Regions from separate parts of the Mus musculus genome. Here region 2 is linked to region 1. A link is a contact called in ENCODE Hi-C or POLR2A ChIA-PET data. All regions are on one chromosome and are shown on one strand. Each heading gives the region's core, a stretch centred on a gene start or an enhancer-like site at or near the end of the contact. The rest is flanking DNA. Distances are from core to core; before and after follow the strand shown. Region 1 overlaps Fstl1 (follistatin-like 1). Region 2 holds the start of Gtf2e1 (general transcription factor II E, polypeptide 1 (alpha subunit)).

Region 1 (5,406 bases), core at 831-3,330:
CTGCCTACCTTGTGTCCCCCTACCCTCTTGCCAAGGCTGGGTCTCTGACAGAGACCTTCCTCCACCTGATGGTCCCTCAAGACTAAAGGCCTCCATGGCTCCTTCCTTCCCCAACACCCAGTATATTGGCAGACCTCCATATTCTTTAGAAAGTTTTAAATGTCCTTTAATTATGTCTCTACCCTCCTCCCATGAGTGGTCTCAGCATGTTCCCAGTCCTTTCTTTGTTTCTCCGTGTATCTACAGGGCTTATGGGTAGACCCTGCCATACTGCAGGGGGTACAACAAGCCCCCCTTTGGCAGGATTACAGGTGTCAACATGCCTGTCTCAGCACCCAGCTATGTTAGAAACCTCTTAAAGATGGAGGCCATGCCCTCAGTTCCTTTTAAACTTATGCTATATTCCTCGTGCCGTGTAGGTCACAGATTGTTATCTTCATTGGTTTTTTGTTTGTTCATTTGCTTGCTTGCTTGTTTTGAGGCAGTGTCATTTTACTTCCTAGGCGAGTATGGAGCCCCTAGACTCAGGTGATCTTCCTTATTCAGAGCTGGAGGTACAGGTGTGCTCACCACCATAGACAGCTAGATCCTCATGATATAGCCCTGGCTGGCAGAACTCTCTGTGCAGCCCTGGCTGGCCTAGAACTCACATTGATCTGCCTGCCTCTTCCTCCCAAGTGCTGGGATTGCAGGCATGTGCTGTCATCATTCTTTAGTCAATATGGCATTTATCAGATCTAAGCTTAAATACATTGAAGTCACTTCCTTTCCTTATTTGAAGAAGCCTGGAGAACTATTTATATGCCCTACATTGGCTACTAAAGTGTACAAACCTTAGGCTGAAAGAATGGAGAATGAATCTCTTGTACGGATCTACTAGGCTAATTTCGAATAGATAAATGTTCTGGGCTAGGAAGTTTCATCAGGTAGTCTAAGCTTTGACTGGTATACAAAAAAAATATGTATTTGAGACAAAAATCAAAAAACAAAAGTACACAGAAAATTCTTGTTTGTTTTTTTTAATTCATATACAACCAAATGGACTAACATTTCTGTTCCCTCTAAGTAATAGATACTATTGTGTGCCTGCCCTGAGAAGATTTAAGGTTCCCTCTTTTTTTTTTTTTTTCAAATTAAAACCATCCATTACAGTTTAGTTCACAAAATACCATACATAGTCTGCAGAAACTTCTCATCTTGTATAACTGAAACTTTGAATTCCCAAATGGCATTTAATGTGAAAACTGTTCTCTAAGAGTGGGTCTGTGGGAAGCCAAAGTATGCAAGCCACTTGCTTGAGATAAGCCATATGTGTGCAGGCTATTCTGCAGGGCTCTAACGGACAGGCTGACAAAAGGCCCAAAGCCATTGTTAGAAAGCTCTGTTTAAGACGGAAACAATGAAGCAAATGGCAAGTGGGAGCGACCTGGATGGTAATTAAGCATCTGTTTCCTTGCTTTTGCTTGCCATTCCCAGCCAGAACCCTGGGCTCCAGTTTGCATTCACTTTTGCAAGTTCTTATAGAGCCCCGCCCCAAACATTCAAGCTTTAGGCCTCCCGAAATCCACACGTGGCCCTGGTCTCTTAAACTTGAGGTAAGGCCTTGGCTGGGAACACACACAGGCAAAGGACTCTTAAGTGTGGGGTTGGCACAAATGCTTCGTGTACTGCCAGGCAAATCAGGCCAACTGCTGTAGAGCGGCTCTCCCCCTTCTTTTTCCCGTCCATTGATGGCTTGCACATTCCATTTCAAAGCTGAAGTGCAGAGACTGCATGGGGTCATGTGACAGATGCTCCAGCTAGATTTTAGCAGCTGGAAGAGGTTTCGTTTTCTCCTCTAAACTCTCCAGCTTTTTTATGAACTTGTACTCCGGGAGAGCATCTGAGAGGTCCTGATAGTCTCGTGAAGTTTCTGTGGCTAATTCTGACGAAGCAAGGAGACCCTTTCTCGTGTCAACAAAGTTGCTCTACTACAGAGCTGTGGCAAATGGGGCTGCATATCCACCTTGGCATAAGCAGGACAGAGTGAGAGGAGGAATGGAGTGGGATGGGGGCAAGAACAGAGACCATGCTGCTGACCCAGTTCCAACTGGCAAAACAGTGAGGCTGCACTAAGCCAACATGAACAGCTTTGCTTAAGAACGTCCGTCCTTGCCAGAACCCATGTTTTGCAGAAACAGTTTTACCTCAACAGGCTTTTTAGAAACCTTTCAATGTATATTTTGGGCTGTTCAACCCAGAGACTCGGGCACAGGATCGCCTCTACTGGTTTTTTGGGTTTTTTTCCAAATAACTTTCTTTTTTATTTGCATGCAAAATAATAATAATAATAATAATAATAATAATAATAATAATAATAATAATAATAATTACCTGTCTGTAAAACCTTGGGCTGAAGATGATCTGTTCCTTGGTTTGTAGAGAGATAGAATGGTTTATTGGAACTAGACTGAATTTGACAGCTGGAGGCTAGGGCCAGGGTACAATGAATGTCATCTTGGGGCAATCATTATGTTAGGATCTCAGATCTGGAAGGGCTTAATGTCAAGCTCCTTTGAGAGAGAGAGAGAGAGAGAGAGAGAGAGAGAGAGAGAGAGAGAGAGAGAGAGAACAAGAAAAATAGCCCACCAAGATTGCCAAGCAGTGCTTAAAAGCATTTGGTGTCCTTCCAGAGGACCAGAGTTCGGTTCCCAGAACCCACATGTGCTGGCTCATGACCACCTGTAACTCAAGCTCCAGGAGACCCAGTACCCTCTTCTGGCATCCTTGGGCACCCACAGGTTATCCTCATACAGATGCACACACCACACACACATACACACACACACACATCAATTTTTAAAATAAGTTTAATTGATTTAAAAATTGCTATGCAATCACACAGCATCGTTAACATGCAAGAGCTGAAAGTTGTCAACTGGTAAAAGGCATTCATTGGCCCAGAAGAATTTGTAGTGTGAAATTAGCCATGAGACTAACTCTTCAAAGTCTAGCTTGTCATATGCATTCAGAAGACAACATGGAGACAAGTCAAAGGTGGAAGATCCTAGCTACAAGTTCCTAATGCTTTTCTATTGGAGGCTATGTTAGTTTATGTCGACTTGACACAAGCTGGAGAGGAGGGAACCTCATTTGAGAAAATGTCTCCAGAAGATCAGGCTGTCAGCAAATTTGCTTAATTAGTGGTTGATGGGGGAGGCCCCAGCCCACTGTGGGTGGTGCCATCCCTGGGCTGGTGGTTCTGGGTTCTGTAAGAAAGCAGGCTGAGCAAGCCATGAGGAACAGGCCAATAAGCAGCACTCCTCCATGACCTCTGCCTCAGCTCCTGCCTTCAGGTTCCTGCCCTGCTTGAGTTCCTGGCCTGACCTTTGATGATGAACAGAGATGTAGAAGTGGAAGTCAAATGAACCCTTTCCTCTCCAAGTTGCATTTGGTCATGGTGTTACATCACAGCAATAGTAACCCTAACTAAAACAGCAGCAGAAAGCTTGTTGAGTTTCTATTTATTTATTTATTTATTTATTACTTGTTTATTTATTTATTTATTTATTTATTTATTTTAATTGTTGATGCTTGGGGGATTTTTGCTTTGTTTTGTAGTTTTGGGTTTGTTTGTTGTTGTTGTTGTTTTAGACAGTAATCTTGTTATGTAGCCCACAACAGCCTAACTCAATATCTTCATGCCTCAGTCTCTCACGGGCCACCATACAAGTGTTTTGTTGGCTTTTAAAGCTACATCTAGGTATTCATGCTTCAAGAACATAGCCGCAGCCGGGCATGGTGGCACATGCCTTTTAATCCCAGCACTCGGGAGGCAGAGGCAGGCGGATTTCTGAGTTCAAGGCCAGCCTGGTCTACAAAGTGAGTTCCAGGACAGCCAGGGCTATACAGAGAAACCCTGTCTCAAAAAACCAAAACCAAACCAAACCAAAACAAAACAAAAAGAACATAGCCCCTATTAATACTTCATCCATCGTGAGTACATTCAGGTCTATGTGTCTGTTCACACATTTGTAAGAATGGACATGCCTGAGACCTTGTATGGAGACTGTGCACAGGCCAATGTGGTTATCTTTCCCAAAAGTCATTATGACTGATGACAGTGTAAACAGTGTAAATAGTGAAAGAGCTGCACGCCATCCCTGTGCCAGGCCGTGCAGCTGGCCCCTCTGCCTGCAGCACCCTCTCTTGGCTTTACTTGAGAAGGGACTGTGGAGACTCAGGGACTAGGTCAACTTGTGTCCCTTTCGTGACTTGCCTGTCGCTGGTGCTTCCACGGAGCTTTTCTGAGTCCCAAATACTCCTCATTTGTTACATGCAACTGAAAATGCCAACACCTGAACAGGAATGGTGAGCACAGATGTCTGCAGAGGCGCGCACTGTTGTGGGTGCTGAGTTAGCATCAGTATGTCAGCCCGTGGCCTAAGGCCTTTGCAACCCCTGACTAGGTTACTACCTTAGACTTTCTGGCCAGAACCAGCCACTCCACAGAAGCCCACTTATGACTCTAAGGAACTTTCCAACAGCCTTAAGGAATGGCTCCAATACTTTGGCTTCTCAAAGATGTTGGGGTTTAATGGACAGCTTTGAATGGCACAAAGAAATGCTTCCCTAGAGGAAGTGCCCTTCATTTTTGACCTTGACGTCTGTAATCAAGCATACTCACTGTGAGGAGGTGACGGAATGGCTTTGAGCACCACAGAATAGACAGCCTTCCCACACTGGCAGATCCTTCTGCCTGTGTCCCTGGCGGGTCTACCCTCCTCTCCCTCACGCCTGTATTTCTCACTGAAAGGACAGAGCGGGGCTGCAGCAGCCAGGAAGGCTCTTCTGCAATGCGGCTCAGGGCTGTGTGAGACAAAGAGAGAGATTGCCACCTATTGACAGATATATCACCTGCAAAGAGACCGCTTATATAACCAGAGCCTCCTCCATCTCTGCTGTATGAAAGGCCCTCCAGGGGTTGCTGGGCCCTTTGCATTTTGCATCCTGTCAGTTCGGCACTGGCGTACCTTTCCACTGTCAATGAGACAGGGAAGAATGGGGACATGACAGTCCAAGGTGACAGTGACATCATTTCGCAGGGGAAACTGAAAATAAATCACCCCCTGTAGTGACAGTCGCTTCCTGTTACACAGCACATGGCGCGGCTCAGTTAATTCTCAAGACAATTCTAACCTTCAATGTTTTATGTCTGCACCCAAGGAAGGGGGTTGCAAGAGAATACTCGTGGCAGATAAAGAAGGGGGCTGGGTATGAGTGCTGCATATGGGATCTAAACGCCTTACACTTGCTATTGTAACATCCATATTCCCATTATAGTTTCCCTAACCTTAATGCATACGGATGTAAGAATCAACCAAACATAAAGGAATCATTTGCCTTTGGTTGGAGGAACATCCAACT
Region 2 (5,406 bases), core at 1,840-4,339, 270 kb before region 1:
AACTGCCAGCCAGGGGGGGTGTTGACAAAATTAAGGACTGCAATAATTGAAAGAAATTAATGCTAAGCTCAAAGTGCATTACCAACTTTTAAGTCCTATCTGATCATTAAGTAAGCACCTTTTATATTTTAAAAAATGGAGGGAGATGAAGTAAGACACCCTTAAATAGTGGGTCCCTTGAAGAGCAGAGCAGAAGCTGACTGCATATAAGGTCCAGGCCACAGGCCTGAGTTGTCCTCTCAAGTCTCTCACGCGGCACAGCACCTGGACCCCAGTCAGACGAGCTGTTTGTGTGCTGTAGGAGCCTGAAAAGTCCTTAAGTTCAAGCTACGCTTTACTCCAAAGGAAACGTGGTGCTTGTGATTAGTGAAAATGTTCAGTGGGGGCCTAAAAGGACTTATTAGCTAGGCTAGCTTTCATGTAACTTCAGTATGATCCATACTGAAACTAGCCAGCCTATTCACGCTGACTATACTTCAGATTTCTGTAAGATATAGGAAACTTTTAATAGACATCCCCCTGAACTATTTCTAAGAAGTTATATTGTCATTAATATCAGTTTCAACTGAACTTTTAATTTGAACTCTGAAGTAGCCAACCCTATCAGATGTAATGCTTCATTCTGTAAGAAATGTTGTAATATCTGCAATATATCCTAAATAATCAGTGTACACAAGTATGTTATAAGGTCATATCTATAATAAAGGAAAAATAGAAAGAAAGTTAGTTACAACATATACTTTAAACAACACCAGGCAGAGCACTGTAGATACAGCACTGTAGTACTGAACATACACAGAGAAAACAAGGCAACACCTGGACTTACTAGTCTAAACCTGGCAACCCCAAAGCCTTTGTCACCCTAGATATTTAAATAGGTCTGGGTTCACTGCCACCTCAGAATCCCAAGCACAGTACCAGATACATTTTGGTCGCTTTTCCAATTTCACCTACACAGTGTACTAAGAACCACATTTTGCTTTCTGCATGCTCAGCAGCTGACAGAATAGGACATAATGGCCTCAGAAACACGCAAAATGCCTAAGGACAGATGGACGCCAGCACAGCCTATTGTTTTCTGACTTCCTTTCCATTGCTTTGCTCTCCTCTGTCCCACCTCAGACACTGTATGCTCCAGACCATTGGTTCTCAACCCTGACTGTAAAGCAATCACCTAGGCAACATTTTTAAGTCTACTAACACTGGGCCCCATTTCCAAGAGTTCTGTTTCAGTTACTATAGAAGGGCCAGATTAGGAACGCAGCTACTTTTAAAATGCCTTTAGATTACTCTAATGTGCAACAAGTCCCTGATCATTGCTCTAATCTGTCCCATGGCCATGACCATTTTGTATCCTTCAAATGAACATCCTGCATGGAGAGGACTAGTACTTGCTGTTCAGCCTGTTTCCTCTGTCTGATACTCCTCTGGGTGTCCTGAAAATCAGTACAAAGGGACGTTATCAATACTCTTCCAGCCAATAGTTTGAAGCTTGGAAATCCCAGGTCAGCTTCTTAGTGTTAGCCCCAGAAAATCCACAGCCTTCATTTCTTCACATATAAAATAATTAAAGAGCCTTTCTCACACAGGGCTTTGCTCCTTCCCCACATCCCCAATTAAGATAAATCAAGAGTATTCAATCTCTGGGCTTCTTAAAGCTCCTTAAATCAAGTTCTAAAACTGACAGCCCATACAGAACGTTTTCAACAACTTTATGAATTGGTTGTCGACATTTAAAAATCTTGGGTGCCTATAAATCCCAACTGCCTACTCCTCTTGCAGATTGGAAGTAAATGGCCAAAGTCAGACCATGTTCCTATATTAGCTAGTCTCTATGGCAGGTGACACTTAAGTAACTTCTCTGTCTGTGGAGGCTTCTTGGTGTGGTAGCTAGTGGTCTTCATTTATCTTCTTCTCTTCACAGTAATCAGGCATCTCATCTCCCAACGTCACCTTACCCAGTCCAGACCTAGATTCTAGTTGTAAAAACTTTTAAGGACCACTGTGCCCCTGGTGTGGAACTGGGAGAATCAAAAGTTCAAACCACTCTGCTTTTTTAGCAAAGTCATCCTCATATCCACCCTCAGTCCTCAAAGCTAAGCCCAAACCTTTCTCCTACTGTAGTTAGGCTTTGGGTAATGTTTCCTGGCCTTCTCAAATCCCCAACAGTGGCATCCAACACTCTCCCTCGCATTTCCTCAGAATTTGTACAGTTTCTACTTCGAAGGCCTCTTGTTCATTAATGCTAGCGCCTAGCATATTCTACTGAGATACCTGAACTTTCAATACATCCTCTGGGCACGTGTTCTTGTAGCATATCCATCCTGCCAGCTTCCACACAAATCACTTGTTTCACACCTGCATCCCAATAATGAGCGCTATAAGCCATCTTTTTTTTTTCTTTTTAAATTTAACTTGTAATTGCTTTAAGCAAGGAGCTACTACATTAAACTTGTGATTTTTGAAAAAACTATGCTGGATGAAAAGGGATTTAAAAAAAAAACACAAAGTGGGTGCAGGAAGCCCTTTTAGTTAGACTATTTTTAAATACTACTTCCCAAGTTCTAGAAGAACGTGGATCCTACAGAGCCTCTACAGTTTTCTGTTACTGTATTTTACGAACTCTCCATTCCTTCGTCCTACGACGGAGACAGCTCCGGACCGAGGTGCCCTCCACCAGCTGTGTTCAGACATGTCCAGACCCCGAGACCCCACAGTCCCTCAGACGCGCCCAGGGGCTTCCCGGGCCACACTCGACGCCGCCAAGCCCGTCCTACCCGAGGTCGCACATGGGCCGCTCCGGGGCAATGGTTCTTTAGAAGACTAAGAAGAGGACCAAAGCAAGAGGTGGCCGAGGAGAGGGGACTAGACAAGGAAGGGGACGGATAGAAGAAACCATGAAATGCCACGCCAGGTCAGAAACCGGGAACAAGGACGGGAGAATGAGGTTTACCCAAGTGGATGCTCGAACACTCCCACTACAGCCGCCCTCAGCACCTCAACTACCGGCTTCAGCCAGCCCACGCCACTTGCGAGACAAGGACGAACGCCTAATTCCTGCGACCGGTTTGGAAACCGCCCGCTAATCCGCACCCCGAAGCTTTCGATCAGTCACGCTCTGACCGACCAATGAGATGATTTGCCCTGCCCACAAGCCCTGCGCTGATTGGTGAGAATCCAGGAACGGGCGTCAACCTCAAGGAAATCGTGGCAAGATGGCGTCCCTGGATCGGGTGAAGGTTCTGGTGTTGGGAGACTCAGGTGAGCCGCTTAACCCACGTCTGGGACTACCAACACGCCCGAGCTTCCCGACACCGCTCTCTCTTCGCTGTTTACCCCCCCAGCTGCCTAGCGCTTAGGTCGACAGCTGAAATTCCTTTCAAGACCTTAAAACTACACTTCCCAGAGGACTTTGCTCCTTTTGTCGACGTGGTGGCGTGGCGGGAGGTGGGGGGCGCGGAGTCTATGGGTGGAAAAGGGACTAGTTCCACTCACTATCACTCCTAGTGACCCTCTAGGAAAATTTTTGCTTCCTGTCCCCACAACCCTAGGTTCTGCTGGCCTAGAAGTTTTGGTTCCAGAGAGGGGAGAGCTCCTACCAGGAGCCACAAAAAACATTCCAGTTCTTCCACTGCAAGCTTTGTTGCTGGGGAGTGGGTGTGGGGTAAGACATGGTCTCACTAAGTAGTCCTGACTAACGTAGAACTAGCTATGTATATCAGGCTAGTCTAAAACTCACTATATAAACAAGGCAGGCCTAAAATGAAGAGATACACCTGCCTCTGCCACTGTATTAGTCAGGGTCCTCTAGAGTCACAGAACTTATGGGTAGTTTCTTATAGTAAGGGAATTTGTTGATGACCTACGGTCTGTAGCCCAACTCCCCAACAATGGTCAGCAGCAGCTGTGAATGGAAGTCCAAGGATCTAGCAGTTGCTCAGTCCCACAAGGCAAGCAAACGAAGAAGAATCTTCCTCCTTCCAATGTCCTTAAGTAGGTCTCCAGCAGAAGGTGTAGCCCAGATTAAAGGTGTAGGCCTCCCTGCCTGGTGCTGGGACTTGCTTTGTCCCAGATGACCTTGAACTCAGAGATCTCCTTGTCTTAGTCTCCTGGGATTCATAGCCACTATGCCTCAAGATCCAGGTCAGAAACTTGAATCTCCCAGCCACGAGATCAGGATCACAGTGAGCCCTCCAATTCTGGATTGTAGTTCATTCCAGATATAGTCCAGCTGACAACCAAGAATAGCCACTACAGCCGCCGACCTTCTTTAAGACAAGCTCTCCCCTTGGCCTGGAGCCCCTAGGCTAAGGCTGTCAGGCCAACAAACATCAGGGATTGCCTCTCTCTGCCTCCCCAGCACTGACATTAGAGACGTGTGCCTCTTTGCCTGGCTGCTGTGTGTCAGTTCTGTGAACACAACTCGGGTTCTCATGCTTGTAGGGCAAGCACTGAGCCCCATGCGGTTCTTTTGTTTGTTTTTAAGTACACTTTGTATATGATCACAATAACAACATGGTATAATAGAGAAAGTCATATGGCTGGCAATAGTGCTCTAAGGTGATGTTGTTGTTTGGTTTTTTTTTTTTTATACTTTCTCAGTTTTTGGTAATAGAGTTTTTATAATAAAAAGTAAATATTAATGATAGGTCTATATATAACATTGCACAACAAAGAGATTTCCCAAGTGTTTGATACAATTAACAACAGCCAGGTAAATGAATGAGTGACTCCACACCCGCAAATAAAAGACTCATAGCCATGAAAATAGAAGACTCATCTCTTTCCTCTCCACCTAGCTCTTGAAGAGGTGCCCTTTAGTGTTAATGAAAAGATTGCCTGAGCCCAATAGATCTAAAAGGGGGTGAAGCATTGCTTCAAAATTAATAGGCATGATGAAGGAAAGCAAGTGGAATTACCATCATCGTCATTCAGAGGATAAGTCTGGGACCATGTGGTTAGCTGCTTTTTTCAGACCTACATGTAGGCACCAAAGTCCTTTGAGTATGGTAGCATGGCATCATGGATCCTGTCACGGGAGGTATTCAAACAATTTGTTAGATGTTCCCTGGCTTGGAAGAGGTGGTATAAATGTCCCATTTAGGGTTCCATGTTCAGCTGACTAAAGAGACCTTGTATCTTTACAGGTGTTGGGAAATCTTCACTCGTCCATCTTCTGTGCCACAATCAAGTGTTAGGAAATCCGTCATGGACTGTGGGCTGCTCGGTGGATATCAGAGTGCGTGTTCTTGTTTAGTTTTTCCTTAGTCATACTAAGCATAAGTCCTTCAGATCCCGTGATTAATTTATAGGACTTAATTAAAATTAACACTAATAACTGGGATTGATTTAGCTCCCACTGTGTGTCAGTACTGTCATTCCTTGTTTCATCTTTCTTAAACTGTG

What was found. Hi-C counts contacts between places; a loop is a spot of excess contacts on that map. ChIA-PET counts read pairs that join two places held with the same protein, here RNA polymerase II (POLR2A).
Region 2: a loop to region 1 is called in a map of heart, with 2.2 times the contacts of the local background. The contact joins the promoter of Gtf2e1 here to the enhancer-like site in region 1. A Hi-C loop is called at or near these places in 2 of 37 maps with a recorded cell type or tissue (both heart). POLR2A ChIA-PET finds 5 or more read pairs at or near these places in 1 of 5 experiments (embryonic stem cell).

Annotation. Positions count from the first base shown.
Region 1 is chr16:37,807,753-37,813,158 of GRCm38, forward strand. All of the region lies in intron 2 of Fstl1 (follistatin-like 1), which reads left to right. Among named protein-coding and RNA genes, the nearest start is that of Fstl1, 33 kb to the left of the region's middle. Within about 2 kb of position 2,081, at least 2 of the 3 ENCODE cell types and tissues checked have a DNase peak (open chromatin) inside an H3K27ac peak, as active enhancers do; they include heart, where a contact is called at or near this core.
Region 2 is chr16:37,536,700-37,542,105 of GRCm38, forward strand. It overlaps Gtf2e1 (general transcription factor II E, polypeptide 1 (alpha subunit)), which reads right to left and starts at 3,090. Exons shown (of 5, transcript NM_028812.4): 1 at 2,954-3,090. It overlaps Rabl3 (RAB, member RAS oncogene family-like 3), which reads left to right and starts at 3,195. Exons shown (of 8, transcript NM_001042499.1): 1 at 3,195-3,261; 2 at 5,148-5,239. The coding sequence starts at 3,216.